Regions from separate parts of the Homo sapiens genome. Here region 2 is linked to region 1. A link is a loop called in an ENCODE intact Hi-C map of the cell type or tissue named here. Cell type or tissue: GM12878. All regions are shown on one strand. Links, peaks and the distances in the headings refer to the core of each region. The heading gives the core; the rest is flanking DNA. Region 1 overlaps SLX4IP (SLX4 interacting protein). Region 2 has its middle 83 kb from the start of MKKS.

Region 1 (2,920 bases), core at 157-2,656:
GTGGTGAGAGAGTCTCATCTTCTCCAGCTTCCTGGTCCTCAGACTTGAGTAACACTCCTTATCCTCTGTCTGTTGCCTTCTTTGGGCAAGCACGTGGAGCCGCTCAAGTAAAGCTGCTCTTCATTGGGAATATTATCTGCCAAGGCTAAGCCAGGATCCCTAGAGAGCATCCAAGTCAGGGCTTTCAGCAGAGTTCCCTGGAAGCACTGCATTCTGTGGAGGGCCAGAGCCAGATCCCTGTCTCTGCTCCAGCCGACAGCTCGGCCACCATCAGTTTGGTGTATTGAGGTCATGCATAGAATTTAACATTGAAAAACATCCTTGTTCAGCTCCTTCAGTGATGAGATGAGAATCCCTGGGGAGTGGAAAGTGAGGATCTCAGAAGTTGCCCAAGGGAACTTAGTGTCTTATTTAGAGTCATAATAACTAGCTTAGACTAGCGTAACTGCTAGTCAAGGCTCTTTGGAAGGAAGTAACACCCACGCAAACTACTAGAACTTGAAATGGGCAGTTTATGATAAGGGAGTGTGACTGTCTCAGCATACTGGCATCAGTGTGCTATTGAGCTGGTGAGGGCCTGGAGGTAGCTTCAGGTTGCCCATGGCCCTGAGGCAGCTTCACTGTGGGCCTCTCTTTGAGAAGTGGGATTCTGGTCTTTGCATCTTCCTTGTTATTCTCCCTCTGCTGGCCTCTCTCTGCTCCTTTGTTCATGTTGCAGAAGATAGTGGCTCCTCACCTCCCAAGTGACATATCCTACAAAACTGCTGCACTTTCTGCCCCAATAGCAAACTTCTGGAGGTGAATTTGGGCAGATGTCCACTTTTGCTTCATCGATTGTGGCACGGGGCAGTGTCACATGGTAAATACATGGCTGCCCATGCCCACCCTTGAGCATGACAGCTGTCAGAAAGAGGGGCATAGATTCCCCCAGAAGTTACATGATAGTACTTTACAATTTAGAGACTTTGCTGGAAAGTTTCTTTTTGGCAGTCTCATAGACAGGCCTTTTTACAGAACATAGTAATGAGCACTTACAGTTTGTAGAGAGGCCTCGGGGGCATCCAAGAGGTAGCTGGAATAATCTGACCCTTGAGAAGCTTCTCTTGGTTCCTGGGGATGACGATGGTCATAATTAACTGCTTTACTTACAACTTGGCAATGTGTTTTATTATCGGTGTGCATTTTGAAGTGTTTTAAGGTTTTTCACATCCCTCACTGTGTGTGTGTGTGTATATATATATCTGTTATGATAATTAAACCAAATATTGTAAAAGTCAAGAAAAGTGTCAAAGAGGATGTCATTCTACTAAACTTTTTTGAATGGCTACTCTTTGATGATCTTGTGAGTTGGGAGAGGACCCAACCTTCAGTAGCATGAATCTGGTCTTAAATCTTAAATTTTGAAGCACTGAATGCATTGCAAAGTGTCCCATAGTCATCTATGAGTGTGCATATTTGCTTTTGACTCAGCATTCCATTTGTACTTCCTCCACAACAAAAAATGCATTGTAGCTTTAGTATTTTTAATTGTCACCAAGTAGTACTGCTAGCCATTGTGCAAAGTCTACCAACAGCTGATAAAATGATTACATTTTTAAAGGTTGCTGGATGGAATCAGATGTTGCTGTATCAGTTCCTATGCCGCGTGTGTCTGTTTCACTTCCCATAATGACTGATTCTCCACCTGCCATGACAGTGCATTCTTGATCTGCTGCGCCCTCCTTGGGTTGGGGACTGGAATATTTATTTTTAGGAAAAGTTAAAATTATCCAGAGAAGGGTGCTTTCTGTAAAATTTACATGAATCAGCCTCTTATTGCAGAGATCATGGGAGATGTGTGTGTGTGTAGATAAAAAAAACTCAATGGAAAAATGTAAAACTGTTAAAGGGAAGGAATATAATGAACATTGTTTTACCCATCACTATCTTTAACATTGTGGGCACTTTTAAATTAACTAGTATTCAAACTAAATGTGTGTTTAATAAAAGTGAATGGTACTACATAACATTAATGCTTTTGCAGTTAAGCTAGATTTTCCAAATTTCAGCAAAACCAAGAGTCTTAGCTCCTTCCTTCAGTCTTCAGTTTAAATTCTAAGAAATATTATTCGAAGTTTAAGAGGTCTTATTAGGGCATTAATGTGGGTTTTCCCGTATCAAGAGCAGACACAGGTTTTTGGTGTCTTAGGTTCTAAAGATACCAGTGTTCCTTAGATTTCTGACCTGACTGTGAAGGGAATTCTCTTTTTTTTTTGAGACGGAGTTTCGCTCTTTTAGTGGCATGATTTCGGCTCACTGCAACCTCCGCCTCCTGGGTTCAAGTGATTCTTCTGCCTCAGCCTCCTGAGTAGCTGGGTTACAGGTATGCACCACCACGCCTGGCTAATTTTTGTATTTTTAGTAGAGACGGGATTTCACCATGTTGGTCAGGCTGGTCTCAAACTCTTGACCTCATGATCTGCTCACGTTGGCCTCCCAAAGTGCTAGGATTACAGGCATGAGCTGATTTTTTGTGTTTTTAGTAGAAATGGGGTTTAACCATGTTAGCCAGGCTGGTCTTGAACTCCTGACCTCAGGTGATCCGCTTGCCTCTGCCTCCCAAAGTGCTGGGATTACAGGCGTGAGCCACCGTGCCCGGCCGAAGGGAATTCTTGTTAGGCTATTGCACAGTTGTCAGATGGACCTGACTGCTTCTCATCTCTAGGATCTTGGTTCCTTCTCTCCAATATGGGGATAATAAGTGTCAATCTTCATGGGGTTGTTACATAAAAGGTTTCTAACACAATGCCTGGCAACTGGTAAGCATTTACCAAATAAATAAGCCTTAGCTTAATTAGTAATCAAAGATACCAGCTGGGAAACATATCTATTTTAAGATTATATAGGCTCCTTCTCATCCTCTTTGGGCATTTTATTTCAG
Region 2 (2,920 bases), core at 321-2,820, 130 kb before region 1:
GGAAGCTTCCTTCTTCATCTTTGGCACCATCTTGTGAAAAGCTCTCTTCTAGTTTCTGATGTCTCCAGGCATCCCTTGGCTTGTAGCTGCACAACTCCAATCTCTGCCTCCATCTTCACATGGTCCTCCCCTATGTCTGCTTCTGCTCTTCTTTTTATAAGCACATTTGTCATTGGATTTGGGGCCCACCTAGTTAATCCAGGATGGTTTAATCTTGAGATTCTTCACTTAATTTACACCAACAAAGACTCTTTTTCCAAATAAGATCACATTCACACTCACACGTATCTGAAGTTGGAACTTGGACATGTTTTTCATGGCCACGATGCAACCCATTACAATGTCTAACTACCAATATTAAGATTCTATTCATTCAACACACATTTTTAAAATATCTATTATGTTCCAGGCACCAAATGGTGAGGATGCAAATATCAGCATGATGTGGCCACTGTCCTTCCTTAGCCAGATGACAACTTATCAAAGGTTTTTATCCTAATCCTTCTGTAATAAAATATATTTTAAATTCACATAAAAGGATATCTTATCTACTCTGAATCCCTTCGTATTAATTTTTCCATAAATTCTAAAGAACACTCTTCATTGTTACTTTTTCAATTGTCCTATTATTCATTTTTCAGATGTTATTAGCTCGAGGTCATTTCTTTCAAAAAATTTCATGATGTGAAACCATTTTAATTAGTTTCAACATATTTTCTTTCACCACAAGTCAAAGTACAGGAGCAGTAAACTTAGCAAGAACCCATTCATCCCTGTACCATTTTGTCATTAAGGTAACATCAATATCCCTCCGGCTGAGGTTAGCCATATCTTATCATGGCCTGGTTTCTTTGGAAAGCAGAGCCTGAGAACATATAGGTAGTTTATTTGGGAAATAATTCCAGGAAGCAGGAGTGTCAGATGGGGGCGGTTTGGAGGGGAACAGGGGATCAGGGAATCAAGAGGGAGAAACTAAACAGGAATACATTGCCAATTGAGCCCTCACAATGCAGTAACTGGTTTTTGCCCCCGTAAGACTTTCTGATTTTTTTTTTTTTTTGAGATGGAGTCTCACTCTGTTTCCCAGGCTGGAGTACAGTCACTGCAACCTCCGCCTCCCCAGTTCAAGCAATTCTCTTGCCTCAGCCTCCCGAGTAGCTGGGACGACTGGTGTGTGCCAGCTAATTTTTGCGTTTTTAGTAGAGATGGGGTTTCACCATGTTGATCAGGCTGGTCTCGAACTCCTGACCTCGTGATCCAACAGCCTCAGCCTCCCAAAGTGCTGGGATTACAGGCGTGAGCCACTTCGCCTGGCCTACTCCCTTACTTTCTTAGTAAACTTGCTTTCACTTTACTCTGTCATCTCACTTTTGATTTCCTTCCTGCATGAAGGCAAGAACCCATGTGACCTCCCAGGCTGCACCCCCTTGAGGTTCACCCTGTGAAAGAATGACTCACAGGACTCAGGAAAACACTGTACTTACAATTACTCTTTTCCCATAAAGGATACAAATGAATAGTCAGATGAAAAAACATATGATGGCAAGATCTGGAAGGGTCTTGAGCACAGGAGCTTCTGTCCCCATGGAGCCAGGGTCTGCCACCCTCCTGGTACATCAATGTGTGCACCAACTGGGAAGCAGTTCACACCTCATCATTCAGAGCTTTTATTGAAGTTTTATTATGTAGGCATGATTGAATCAGTCATTAGCCACATTAGCCTCAGTTTCTGGCCTCCCCTCCTCAGCAGGCAGGGACTGGGGCTGAAGGTTCCAACCCTCTCACCACATGGTTGATTTTCCTAGCTGCCACCCCCCATCCTGAAGCTCTCTAGGGGCTCTGCCAAAAGTTACCTTATTAGCATATACTTGGATATAGCAAAAGTGGCTCATTATGAATAACAAAAGACACTCCTGTCATTAAGGAAATTCCAAGAGTTTCTGAAACTCTGTGGCAGGAAACAGGGGCAAAGACCAAATACTTTTTTTTTTTTTTTGAGACGGAGTTTCAAAACTTGTCACCCAGGCTGGAGTGCAATGGCGTGATATTGGCTCACTGCAACCTCCGCCTCCCGGGTTCAAGTGATTCTCCTACCTCAGCCTCCCAAGTAGCCTAAATACATGTTTTGATTATTCACAGTACAACACATAGGGAGTGCTCACTGAACACTGACGATTGTTATTCTCGAGGTGTGGAAGCTGTGTCATAGACCACAATCATCACAACCACCCCTGGAACAAACACCTCTGCTGTGTTAACTTTTGAATTAAAAAAGTAAATCTTAATTTAAAAAAAAGAATTTTCAGGCCAGGCACAGTGGCTCATGCCTGTAATCCCAGTACTTTGGGAGGCCTAGGCGGGCAGATCACCTGAGGTCAGGAGTTTGAGACCAGCCTGGTCAACATGGTGAAATCCCGTCTCTACTAAAAATACAAAAAATTAGCTGGGTGTGGTGGTGCGTGCCTGTAATCCCTGCTACTTTGGGGGCTAAGATAGGAGAATCACTTGAACCGGGAGATAGAGGTTGCAGTGAGCCGAGATCGCGCCACTGTACTCTAGCCTGGGTGACAGAGTGAGACTCCGTCTCAAGAAAAACAAAATTCAGAGCAGAAGATTTGGAAATGTTACAGATCACAAGCTCTTTGGTTTCCCATGTAATAAAAATTAATACGGGGCCAGGTAGTTTTCCCAGTCAAGGTTTTTATTTTGGAGCTTGTGCTCAAGCTCAAGGAAGACAGTGGAGGTACAAGGACTCCCTGAAAAAGCTGGTTGGGGCTTTTTTATTAGGCAAAGCACGGGAATTAACATCAGGTGTAGGGTATGCAGGCTGGGTTGGGCAAAGCATGTGAGGGGTAGATTATTCAGTTAGCATATCTGGTTGCAATGTTTATCTTGAGTAATGGACCACCTGGTGGTCTGG

The links. Hi-C counts contacts between places; a loop is a spot of excess contacts. Peaks named below come from ENCODE experiments on the same cell type or tissue, not always from the same donor. Only the 100,000 strongest peaks of a DNase experiment are listed, where the experiment ranks them.
Region 2: a loop joins it to region 1, with 2.7 times the contacts of the local background. A loop is called at or near these places in 3 of 110 quality-filtered maps.

What each region holds. Positions count from the first base shown.
Region 1 is chr20:10,474,927-10,477,846 of GRCh38, forward strand. The region is part of intron 2 of SLX4IP (SLX4 interacting protein); the gene reads left to right. Among named protein-coding and RNA genes, the nearest start is that of SLX4IP, 41 kb to the left of the region's middle. In GM12878, for the core only: a CTCF peak has its summit at 1,704; a DNase peak (open chromatin) is centred at 1,645; H3K27ac peaks cover 1,939 bases.
Region 2 is chr20:10,349,599-10,352,518 of GRCh38, forward strand. It overlaps the pseudogene RPL23AP6. Among named protein-coding and RNA genes, the nearest start is that of MKKS, 83 kb to the right of the region's middle. RefSeq lists an enhancer at 1,268-1,497. In GM12878, for the core only: no CTCF peak of the experiment used is centred there; DNase peaks (open chromatin) are centred at 783 and 1,433.